Linked DNA regions of Homo sapiens: region 1 is linked to region 2. The links are chromatin contacts, found by Hi-C or POLR2A ChIA-PET in ENCODE. All regions are on one chromosome and are shown on one strand. Each heading gives the region's core, a stretch centred on a gene start or an enhancer-like site at or near the end of the contact. The rest is flanking DNA. Distances are from core to core; before and after follow the strand shown.

Region 1 (6,347 bases), core at 2,408-4,907, 280 kb before region 2:
TCCCATGTCTTTGCATCTCTTACAGTTTCCTCTGTGAAGCTCTTGCCTTCCACTGCTTCTATAAACAGCCAAAATGTAGGCAAAGCAAGCTTCCTCCCTATTCCCTAGAAATTTCTACACGTTAAACTGCATTCTTTTCCTCCTCATTATTTAACACTTACACCTTATTTGCTCAGTCAGCTTGCCAACACATACCTCTGCATCTCCTCTGTTTCTTCTGTCACTTTCATGAAGCCATTTTTGTCTATTTTAGAGGATTTCTATCCTCATTGCCTTTGTGATTTTCATCTCCATGCCCAGTCCTAACAGTGTCTTACCATTTATGTTGAAATACCTTGCAACATGACTTGAGCATTCCCCGTGTGAAAAGGATTCTTCTGCATGCTTTGCAGTTTGTATTACTTTTTCCTTTAAAAAAGCTCCATGAGAGTAGCATTCTTATTGTGCTCATTTTACAGATAAGGAAAGCTATGCAGGAGTTCAAGTAACTTGTCCAAAAGAAAAGTCAGTAAGTGATAAAGCTGGAATTTGAAACTCAAAAAGTTTAGAATCCAGAGTCCATAGATTTCGTTACTAGGCTATACTGCTTTAGCTTTTCTTCCTAACTGCTTTTACCCAATGCTAGCCATGAACCTCAAAAGACATGAGAAAACATAGATTTAGGCTGATTAAAGAAGGGTTTAGGAAGTCATCTCACCTTTTGCAGTGAAAAAACACAACGGATCCAGGCAGCACTCTTATATAATAATAATTTTTTAAAAATGGTAGAAAGGATTTGGAACCAGGCTCCTGGAATTTGATTCCAGGCTTTACCACCTGTGTAACTTTGTGTGGTTATTGATCTCTTAATTTCCCTTTGTGTGAAATGGAAATTATATCTGCCTTTAGCCAATATTATGATTCTAATCCAAAGTTGTGACTCTTTTTTTCTTTTTCCTTCTTTTGTACTCCCAATTATGCCTCTTCCAACCTAATACTGTCTTTTTGTTGGCTGTTGTTTGAACTGATAAAGATCCTAAGCCCCAGGTACAATCCTTTCCTCCTCTAATCTCTCCTTACGGTTCATTCTGGTAAATTTTGACTCTTGCTAAAGACTGCTAAATGTCAGGCTAATTTTCCTGATAGAACTCGCTGGAATAAATGATCTAACCCTTAGAGAACAAAAGATATTTTCTACATGAAATAGGTGATAAGTGCGAAAACTGCATGTTAATGTAGGGCGACGAGATAAATTTTCATAGCCCTCATAAAACCATATCAATGAAACATCTGTTCAGTCTATATAATGGGAATATGTTCTGCCATCTATCAATCAGCGTATCAACTAGCATATGGACTATTTATATATGTATATATATATATATGATATAGGTTATAGAGTTTGGGAGGTATTAGATGATAATCATGCAAACTGAATGCTTAGCACGCTGCTGGGCACATAGTAAGTGGTCAATAAATATTAGCTATTGTTTGCATTGCTGTTCTATAAGTGAATCTATATTTAATTATTAAATGTCTGACTAATATTCCATGCAAATAAAAATAATTAGACATGCCCACTAGAGAAGCAGACACAATTCTGCTTTCATAATTGTATCTTTTCAGATTGATCTAATCGATTATACTGCTCACACACTGCTAGTTATAATTCACTTGAATTTTGATTGACATTAGCTTTTCTTTAATGCTGTAGTCTGAATGGGGGCCTCAGAAAAAAGTCTATGAAGGGAAACATTAAGCAATACTAATATTGTTTGTTCAGTATGTAGATCACAGATGATTTCCATACTTCAATACATTTGAGAACACTAAAAATACGCTACAGGAAGGTGCATATTATTGGTATTTAAAAAACAGAAAATATGGGGGATTATTTTAGTGTGTATTATTGCTCAATGTCATATACCAGCATGGGCAAAGAAGAAAGCCAGGGACTGGTCTGGTAAGTGAAATGAAACTATGGCAGGCTTTCTAGTTTTGTCTCAATTCTAGAGACAAATTAGGGACAATAGTAAGACAGTGACATTAATAATTATAATTCCTAATAAGGAAGTGGCATTAAATGTGGGCAGAAGTTTCAGAAACAGTGGTGCACAAAAAAGTCATATCCACAATTGTTCCTGAGAAAAATCAGAAATTTCCCACAATCTTGAGGGAAGCTAAATTGGGAAACAGACGGGTCAACTGAGTAATGTCAATAAAAGTGGTCAGGGAAAAGCTGAATTCAGATGAACTTTTCTATACAGTTTGCCTTCTAAGATAACGGCTTTTATTAATCTGGTCATATAAGCAGAAATTTTACCACGAGTATAGAAATACCTTAAAGGTACTGTTCTTCCCGTGAGCCCTAAAGGAAAATTGTGGATGTTTTAAAAAGACACAGAGAAACAGAGTTTCTCAGAGCCACACAAGTACTCAGGAATATCATGAGTACCGTGGAATATAATGAGTGGCCCTGGGCACATTGCTAAACTCTCTGTGCCTGCATTTCCTTGTCTGCAAGACAGAGATAATAATAAACCTATCTAGGTTTTTTACTATCTAGAGATAAAGTTGCCTAGATAATTTCCAAAGATTATACATGGAAAAACACATAGAACCATTCTAGAACATATTATTTTGCTCATTAGATGTTAGTTATCATGATCATCTGTATTTAAATTTAAAAGGGTAAAATGGGTCATCTGAGTACTTTTTCCCTGGAAGCCCCTTCCAGTGATGGTAACTTTTTTCTCTTTCTTGAGACAGGGTCTCACTTTGTCACCCGGGCTGGAGTGCAGTGGCAGGATCTCGGCTCACTGCAGCCTCGACCTCCTGGGCTCAAGTGATCCTCCCACCTCAGTCCCCCAAGTAACCTGAACTAAAGGCATGCGCCACCACACTCAGCTAATTTTTTTAATTTTTTGTTGAAATGGGGTTTTGCTTGTCCAGGTTGGTCTCGAACTCCTGAGCTTAAGCGATCTGCCCACCTTGACCTTCCAAAGTGCTAGCATAGCAGGCGTGAGCCCACGTCCGGCCCAGGGGTGGTAACTTTAAAAATTTTCCTATTCTTGTCATGGAATAATCATACCTTTACCATTTTTTTTTTATCCTGAGATCATTAAAGACGTATCAGTAGAAATTGCTCTAATACTAGTGGAAAGGAATCAATAATTATTTTCTTCTTTAGATTTATTCCAGTCTAAAGATTTAAACCTACATTTTCTTCTGTTAGCACAGCTCCTAAGGAAATTGTACTAGTACTTTATGTTTGAGAAGGCCTTGATATTTTCAAAGCAACTTTGAAGAGTAATTAAACAACATCTCTATGAAGCAGGTCAGTACTTTCATCTTTCAGAATAGGTAAACAGGACACAGAGAAGTAAAATAATAATTTGCTTTAGGTCATGAACTAGCTCATCATTTGAAATTACTTCCTGTCAATTAACTAGTCTGTGGTTCAATCTGACAGGCCAAGCTACAACAAATAAAATATCAAAATACTACTTTGTATATTGTTATATATTAGTGAGTCATCAGTGTATCCTGTCCTTCACAAATCAGAACTTTGCATCTCATGTTCTGGCTGCTTCTGTTGACCTTCCTTTCCCAGCCCCTTTATTTTTCTAGCTAATTTTAACTCATGCTTTATAATGTGACTCATGTGGAATCTCTAAGGAGACTTGCCTGGCCTTGCTGTCTCTTTTAGAGTCTCCTACTCATTGTTCACAAAGCATTCTGGGTCCCACCACATATCTCTATCATGGCACTAACTAGACTCTATTATGATAAGGGGCTTTCTGAGGAAAAGGAACATTTCTTTTTTGTCTTTATATTCTCTAGCATAATATCTAGCACATGATATTTGCTCAGCAAATATTTTTGAATGAAAAATGCATATATGGGATATGTATTAGTCAGGATAGGAGAGGATGTGCTATAATAACAAACACATACTAAGTTTATTCCTCACTTAATAGAAATGTCTAACATAGGTCAGAAGAAGGCTCTGCCTCCATAACTCAAAGATGCAATCTGACCAGACTCTACCACCTTATGGTGCTGCATTTTCTAAAGCAGATAGACTTCTAGATTGACACAAGGAAGGAGAAAAAATTGCTGGAGGAGTGCACACGGAAAGTGAAATTCACTGTGACAATAATTTCCATTCAAAAATCATTGGCCAGAGAACTACTCACTTGAGACCTGAAACAGATAATGTCTGTCATTGGCTTAAATCCCTGATTGGCATGTGTTCAATGGCCAGCACCTGTGACTCTTCTTCAATAGCTTCCATTTGGGTTACTGGAGCCCCTTTGCATCAAGAGCCAGAAATGCCTGGTGCATACTTTGAAGTGGCTGTTGATTTTTTTTTTTTTTTTGAGACAAGGTGTTACTGTGTCGCCCAGGCTGAGTGCAGTGGTGTGTTCACAGCTCACTGCAGCTTTGACTTCCCAGGCTCAAGTGATTTCAGCCTCCCAAGGAGCTGGGACTACAGGTGAGAACCATTATGCTTGGCTAATTTTTTGTAGAGATGGACTCTCACTATGTTGCCCAAGCTGGTCTCGAACTTTTGGGCTCAAGTGATTTGACTGCCTCAGCCTCCCAAAGTGCTGGGATTATAGGCGTGAGCCACCGTGCCTGTCTGTGGCTGTTGATTAGAGACTGTTTTGTACAGGAATATTAGCTCAGCTCCCTTGCTTCAGGTTGGGATAACTCTGAGAAATTGTTTTCCCTCCAAAATTCTCTTGTAGGATCTTCCTAAAGCCTACCATGTGTGGGACTTTTGCCTTGCTTGGCTTTATTTCATTCTCTGTCTTGCTTCTATCACTTCCTTACAGTCTTCCTTGAGAATATTTCCTTAATATATCACTTGCATATACATTCTTGTCTTACAGATTGGATCTGGGAAACTTGACCTAAGACAATATCACCTAACTAAAAGGTGGACAGGGAAGTTTTATGCAATACGTTTCCAGAAAGAAAGAACAGATATAAGTGAGCGCTATAATGTCTGCCACAGCATAATAAAAGGCAATTTGGTGATTAAAGAAAGCTAGCTAATTCTAGCAATAGGGACTGGACACAGGAAAGGAAAGGCAGGATAGTGTGGGAAAAGCATCACTGAGAAGAGTGACTTCACTGCAGGTAAAAAACTGAGGAAACCAAGCTAGTAGTCCAAAATGCAAAGTTGAAAGAAGCCCTGGTCTTGGTCCTAACAGGAGTCATTATTTGAGAAGAACCAATTGTGCAGTAATTATTAGAGATGACAGGTAATGCAAGGGGTCCATGTCATATCAGGGTATAAATATGTACAAGGAAGTGTAAGTACCAGAGGAAGTCAATTTGATGGCATTCTGGTTCTGAGTTATTATTTTAAAGCAGGTCCTTAGTTAACGACTAATAGTATGGGGAATTCCGGAATAGGATGTGGCCTTTGGTAGGAAAATGGTAGTAAATTCTATGCAGGGCCTCTGGGTATTGGAGAAACAGACTAGAGGCTCTAATTTTGGTGGAGTACTAATAGAGAAAAAAATCCCAGTTGAATGAAGTGGGCAACACTGTGAGGGTAGAGGTAGGCTGCACTTGATGAGCACAGTTTTGCCCAAATCTCACAGATGGTCTGGGTGCTGGTCCTGTAGCTGCAAGATTCATCCCAGATGCCTCTGGCTGATTTTTCTTGCTCTGGTGAAGTCAGCCTTCCACTGGATAAAAATCCCTTTGGCAATAAGAGCTGCAAAGTAAAATATTTTCTCTTAATGCTTCTAGATTTTGAGTCATAGTTAGAAAGGATTTCCCTACATTCCTGTTTTATTTTATTTATTTTTTTGATCACACAAATAAAACTTTTCAATGTAATCTGCTGGTTCTACACTTTATTTTATTTACCATTGACCAATGATCACATGTGAGTGACTTGGCCATGACCTATAACCAGTGCTCGATGATTGCAAAACACCCACCAGCTGGTGGAGCAAATTCCTCCCTGCCCGAGATGATGCTTTCAGGAGCTTTCTGGGCACGAAATGCTTCTCAGTGGACAATTTTTAAAAACACACATACAGAGCCATGTGGATCCCCTATTTGTATTGTCACCAAGGAAAAGAATAAGATATAACCTCAAAATCAGTGAAGAGATGGGGGTTCTCAGGAAGGATTTTGACCTGTTATTTCTGAGGAATAGCAGAAATTTATGGAAATTCTGATTTTTCCTATAACCATATGATGGTATCATGCTTACCTGTTGCCTCCTGAACATGGAGGCCACAGTCACCAACTGAGAGGCCACAGTTTCCGACTCTGCCAGCCTCCTAACGATGTGCCAGCATAGGGGGAGCTGGAGATGTCCTCAGCAGAACTCACTTTTC
Region 2 (6,600 bases), core at 3,590-6,089:
AAATTAGCTGGGCATGGTAGCACACACCTATAGTCAAGTTACTCCGGAGGCTGAGATAGGAGAATCAATCTAAGGCCAGATTTGACTTTGAGCCTGGGAAGTGGAGGTGGCAGGGATCATACTACTGCACTCTAGCCTGGGTAACAGAGTGAGACCTTATCTCAAAAACAAAACAAAACAAAAAAATCAGTAGTAATTCTCTCCATTTAAATTCACCATATCAAAGTGGATAGAAAGTGAACTAGAAAACACACTGCCAATTCATTTGAGGCAGTCAGTGAATAATCATGTGTGATTGAGAGAGTGGTAGATTTTTTGTGAAAGAAAAGCAAGGTTCTAAAAGTGGGGTGCTATGGACTGAATTGTGTCCCCACCCCCAAATTTATATATGGATGCCCTAACTTCCTGTGTGACGGTATTGGAGATAGAGCCTTTAAGGAAGTCATTAAGTTAAATGACATCATAAGGGTGCGGTCCTAATATGATAAGATTAGTGCCTTCATAAGAAGAGGAAGACAGAGATCCAGGACGCAAAGTGCACTGCGGAAAGGCCGTGTGAGTGCACAGCAAAAAGGCAGCCATCTGCAAGCCAGGAAAGGGCCCTTGCCACAACCCATCCCTGCTGGCACCCTGATCTTGAACTTTCAGCCTCCAGAACTATGAGACATACATGTTTGTTGTTTAAGCCACCCAGTCTATGGCATTTTGCTCTGGAAGCTGGAGCTTAGATGTAGAGTATTCTCACAGAAAGAGCAAAGAAGGGTTTTAATTTTGATGAATTTATGGTTGCAGAGGGGTGTACCGTGGAGTGTTGCCTTTCAGCAGCAGTATTTGCTTCTGAAAATAAGGCAGTTTTAAATATATCTTATATTTGTTGATTTGTTTGTCTGGGAGTTACCTGGTCAGAGAGGTTCAAGAGAAACAATAGCTTCAAGAGGCTCCAGAACAAGTTTGTATGCCCAGGAGTCTTTGAAATTTTTCCCCCCATCAAACCCAGCTTGAAAATAAAACACTAAAAGAACTCTTGGTATTATAACTGCCTTTAACTGGAATCAGTGTTTTCACTGGTCTGCATTTTGGCATGAGATGAAATGACCCCCAGCAGCCCTTGCTTTAGGTAGCATCTGATCTCCTTAGAGGCATTAAAGATCTGACAAGCCAGAGGTCTTGAATAGCAGATTTTTGACATGACCATATTACTATTATTACTTAATATTTTATAAACAATAATATCTGCAAATTAATGAATCTGGTAGACTAGTCGTATTTTTCATTGTATGTTAAAATAAGTATTCAACTATTAAAATAATAATATAGTTAATCCTGTCATCTAAACCCACTTTGTATTCTTCCAGGAATACCTGGGGAAATACTGTGAAAGCCCTGAGGAGTTTTGGTTAAAAACTCAGATGTGTAAAGCTGCTATTTACAAAAGAACTTTTCTGGTTGATCGCGATGTCACCATGAAAAAGTGGAAACTAGTTCTTTTGACTTTACGCTTTTAAAAAAAGCATTAAATATGTGATTTGCTCTAAAATTCAAAGAGGTTTTGACTCTGACATGTTGATTTTTTAATATTATAGTGGACTTGATTAAATGCCTTTTTTGCAAGTGAAGTTTCAGCTTGGGGTTTGCTTGCATGGGTTATTTATATATCTTTTTGCATTAGCTTTTTTTTTCTTCCATCTAAAAATACATGTAGCACACTGAATGACTTCCTAGCTATCCCCAGGGAATCCTAAGGAAATTCTCAGTTGAATTTTTGATTTAATCTTACATCTTGGCTGTTTCTTAAAGGTAGCTAGCTGCCAACGAGTCTAACACTGTTGGGTTAATAGTACTTAGTATTTCAGCTCCCTGCTTAAAAAACTTTTGGTTGCTCCCTTGTCCTGGTACTGAAAAGCCTTCTCAACACTTTAGTTAGTGTAACTTCAGCATCTTCACCTTGATAATACTGAGTTGCTTATTTTCAATATACTGGATACTTAGTGCTTTTTAAAAATGTTCTTTGACTCATATTGTTTACACTTTGAAGTGGCCTGTGATTTATCTCCTGTGTCCCAATTCCACCCCGGTGCCCATTCTTTAAAGGTCCAGCTTAACCATCACATCTTTTCTTGGAACCTCTTCTTATCTCCATAAAACGCTGTTTTATGTCCTGACATCCCACCTCCCTTTATATATTCTTTATGGCTTGTATTGCAAGCTTGCATTGTAGTTACACATGTACACATATAACTACATGTGTGTACATGCTTTGGTCTTCTCTGATGTCACACAAGGCCATTAAGAAGGGCCTATATGTATTTTAATTTCTTCTAGAAAAGCCTAGCTCATTGTGTGGCATACAGCAGCATTCAGTAATTTTTTTTAAGTAAATAAGTGAATACCCGAGCATCCAAAGCCAGCTGTGTGTGTGTCTGTGCATATGTTAGCAGAGTATGTGTAGTCTAGGATCCACCAGATATAGATGTAATACCTTCAAGATCCATAGAAATGGAATTGACTTTGTGTGAGAGAGCTAGGTCTTATGGCAGCTTTTGGGACTTAGAAAGTTTCTGTCACAGAAATGGTTAAAGCCAAGGCTGTAGCAGTTTTGAACAGTTTGGGAGTCTTTCAGACTCGCCTAGAGCCATAGTCCTCAATGATGTCCCCAGGGTAGCTGTATCAGCATCTCCTGGAAGTTAGAAATGCAAATTCTTGGACCCCATCCCATACCTACTGCATCCACAAGTCTGGTGGTGGAGCCCAGCAGTCCGTGTTTTAACCAGCCCTCCAGGTGGTTCTGATACACACCTGAATTGTGAGAACCATCGGCTTAGAGAAAGTTCCAGGAGAGCTTCTGTTCAGTCTTGATATCTCTCGGCTCAGCTACCAAATAGGGCTTTTATAATTACAGAATGATTGAGTGTAAATTCTGTGAGAGTGAGGGGTCACAGCATGCAATAATGCTTGCTCAATTTCAGTGCATGAATCAACGGATGACAAATTAAGAGCCTAATTTGAACTTCCATCCTCATTTGGTTCATTGTGAAAAACTGCTGCTCATAACAGCTTGACAAGTGAACAATGATGCATACATCTGAGCAAAGTATGCTGATGTGTGAGAAGTAGCAGCAGCTATCAGCTTCCTATCAGCTGACTAGTGAAGGTCATAGTGGGACTAATATCCGATGCTAAAGGAATATTCTTTGAGTCTGAGTTGCCTGAATGTCCCCTGTTTTCTTTCTTGCTTTTTCTTTTTAACCTTTTAAAGAGATGGGGCCTCAGTCTGTTGCCCAGGCTGGAAAGCAGTGGTGTAATCATAGCTCACTGTAGCCTTGAACCCCTGGGCTCAAAGGATCCTCCCGCCTCATCCTCCCAACAAAGTGGTAGTACAGGCAAGTGCCCATTCCTTCTTTTCTGATCTCTCCTATTTCTTGAACACAGTGATGTCCTAGTGTTTAGTTACACTACCCCAATACAGCAATCAGTGCTGGTTCACTTACCCAAGATTTATTTTTCTTTTCTTGCATGCTGGCAGTACCCGTTTTGTGCCAATGTCCACCTCTTCTCCACATGAGTCAGATCTGATTTGTCAAAGCCAATTATGATCCTTCCGTTCTCTCAACAGTGACTTGTGGAGGATTGGGCAGGTGACCCAGTTCTGGTCAATAAATTGTGAAGGCACATCTGTTGGTATGTTTCCGTGAAAGCTTTTTCTCATTTTTAAATAAGAGATGCACAAGGGGAAAATGACCCATTCTTTTGGACTTTGGTGTGTCCGGATGTGGTGCTTGGAGCTGAGACAGCTTTCTTGGCATGCAAAGGCATCTTAGGCAGTCCACTGCAGACAGCAAAGTTGAGAGAGTGGAGGGAACCTGGGCCCTGATAGGGTTGCTGAACCATTGAATTAACTGGAGCTGCTTGTATTGGAACTTTTGTTATAAGAGTTAATAAATCTCCTTCAGCCAAGAACTTATTAAATATTAAGTAATTATTATATCTGTTTCTTTCCCTTTATTTTGAAAATGAAAAGGGAATGGTATGATGACATCTCTAAATTTCTTCCAGCCCTAACGATTGGTAATTCTTTGCTTGAAGTGGTTCTGTGGAGTTTCAAGATGCGATGCTTTAGCAGACATGGAATCTGGAGGGGGTGTGCAAACATTGCCTGAGTTAGGGTCGTTTGTGTGAGGTCCAGGAGGTAGAAGCAAGGTAAGGCGGTGCAGTTGAAGCATGAATTCCTAGGGACAGCCGAAGTGCTATGTCCTAGAGCACAGCAAAATCAGAAATCCATAGGAATAGCCAGACATTGAAGATAGTAGCTAGGAATCAGATATAAAACAAATTAGAAAAATTGTGATGAGATTTGCTTGCCAGCAATCAGAGCTCATGGCATGTGTTTAGCCTAGGGCCCTCTCAAGGTACCAAGCATGGATGAAGGGCCAGCAATCTCCTTGGGGACATTACCAGCATCTGGAATCCTTTGGCTACCCAGGTTTACTGAATTTCCTCCCTGGTCATTCATCCCGTGAGCTTCTATGCTTGGCCTGCTGCGTTTCACTGTCTCTGTCAACCTCAGGCAGCTGCTTTTCTTTCCTTTCCAGTTGTCCCTTTACTGAATATTTTCCAAATCTACGTTTCAGTTCTTGGTCTCGAGTGCATAGTAGTGCAATTCTTCAATTTTTTGATGTCCCGAACCTTGGAAAACAGATTTAGGTCAGCCACAAAATACAATAAAATGATGTTTACATTGGTTTCTCACATTTTTTAATCAACATTGCCACCTAGTGGTAAAATAATCCTTAAAACTGTGCACAATTATTTTCATTTGGGTTTGGATATTTGATTCAATGTCAAGGATCTTCAAATGGTAAAATTTTGAGCAAGAAGAGACCACAATGATTATTCATTTAAATGTATTGTTTTACACCTAAAGAAATTGAGGCTTAGGGAAAGTCATATGGTAACCAGTGTCTTTTAGGCTCATTAATTATTGCGCTAATACGGTAGGGTCCTCATTCACAGACTATCACTATTTTCCCCCCAGAAATTCTTAATTATTTCCTCTTGAGGTTTTGGTTGATCACTCAGTTTTTCTCCCTTAAGTTTTAAGATGTTCTTACTCAATTTAGCTATTTCCTGGTGGTAAGTAAAAAACAAAACGAAACAAAAACAAACAACAAAAATCAGTTTCAAATGAAGCAAGGTTGTGTATTACATTCTCTCTTTTTGACACATTTGTTTTGTCTTTTTCTCCCAAGTCTTTCTCAAGATGTGTCAATCCATGAGCATGTCTTCCTTTCTTGTGTACATTTAAATACAGGAAAAATATTCTAATACATCCTGTGTTCCATCCAGTCCAGCAGTATTTACACAGTTTTGGGCAGGTCTAGGGTAGAACCAGAGATTCTGAATTCACACCAAGCTTCCCAAAGATGACAAAACTCCTGTTTTGGGCTCACACTTTAAATTGTAAGGCTTTATAGAACAATGACTACATCCTTGAGAACTCAAAATCTTTCTTCAGAATGGATGAGTAAACCGTGTGTTCTGTTTGGGCAAATGAGGAGCACAAGGGGAAATTCCTTTGCCTTAAGCAACGTCTCCGCTGAAGTGGCTAATTCCCTTTTTGGCTGCCATGGGGGTCATGTGCCCTGTGAAACTGCTGCTGCTTGCACTGCTTAACGAGACAAGGTCAGGGAATTTCCCTGCACTCTGTGATGACCATTGACCCTCTCCAGGGGTCCGTGATAACCGGGTCTGGAGAATGCCCTCCCAGGACATTCCAGGAGTGATCCTAGGCTAGGCAGTTGTATTAAAGTTCTAAATTTGGTTGCACATTGGGATCACCTGGAAAGCTTAAAAACATACTAATGTCTGGGTCCTGTCCCTGGATACCAGGGTTTTCAAAGCTCCCCAGGTAATTCCAATGAGTAGCAAGCCTGAGAACCACTGGAAACCTAAAGGCACGTAATGGGCCAAAGGACACCAGCTTGTCCCTCCCCTCCTCTCCTTTCTCCTTGTCACCAGTTTATTCTGAAACAAAGACTTCAGGATGCTGCTGGAAAGGGAATTCAGCTCCTAGCAGCTCTGGCTTTATTTACCCTCTCAGGCCCCTCCTCCCTCCTGCGCCCCAACTGGATGTGCATACTTTTTGAGGCAAGTCCAGTCCCTTCCCAAAGTTCCTAGGGTGGCCTTCATAATGCATTTTATTATGTCACACCCACCTGCTCTGCTAGGCCAGCCGAGGTCATGTGATAAGGCTGCTGCATCCCAAGGAAAGGGTTTCGGCTTTTACAAGGACAAGTGCTGGATCAGCCTGATCTCCTGGGAGTTATGAATCAGATGGTCTGAATGTCCTTGCGAGACTTGTGGAAAGAGAAATGTTATCCAGGTTTTTCCTTCAGAACTTTTCATAGGCGATCCTGGGAGCTCTGACCTAGAACTGAAATGACTTTTGATTTTGAAAATAATTAGAATTAATTTTGTAAGGCTGCTTCTCTCTCTCTCTCTACATATATATATGCTTCTAAATATATATATTTGTAAAATACAGTAATCTATGGGCTAGAAACTGTGATAAGAAGCTATAATAGAAATTTACAGTTAAAGAAA

The links. A loop is a pair of places that touch in the nucleus more often than their neighbours do. ChIA-PET counts read pairs that join two places held with the same protein, here RNA polymerase II (POLR2A).
Region 1: a loop to region 2 is called in a map of PC-3, with 4 times the contacts of the local background. The contact joins two enhancer-like sites. A Hi-C loop is called at or near these places in 1 of 168 maps with a recorded cell type or tissue (PC-3). POLR2A ChIA-PET finds 5 or more read pairs at or near these places in 1 of 52 experiments (activated T-cell).

Annotation. Positions count from the first base shown.
Region 1 is chr7:17,963,046-17,969,392 of GRCh38, reverse strand. It overlaps the pseudogene MRM3P2. Among named protein-coding and RNA genes, the nearest start is that of SNX13, 26 kb to the right of the region's middle. Within about 2 kb of position 3,657, at least 2 of the 41 ENCODE cell types and tissues checked have a DNase peak (open chromatin) inside an H3K27ac peak, as active enhancers do; they include PC-3, where a contact is called at or near this core.
Region 2 is chr7:17,679,235-17,685,834 of GRCh38, reverse strand. No RefSeq gene overlaps it. Among named protein-coding and RNA genes, the nearest start is that of LINC02889, 120 kb to the right of the region's middle. Within about 2 kb of position 4,839, at least 8 of the 41 ENCODE cell types and tissues checked have a DNase peak (open chromatin) inside an H3K27ac peak, as active enhancers do; they include PC-3, where a contact is called at or near this core.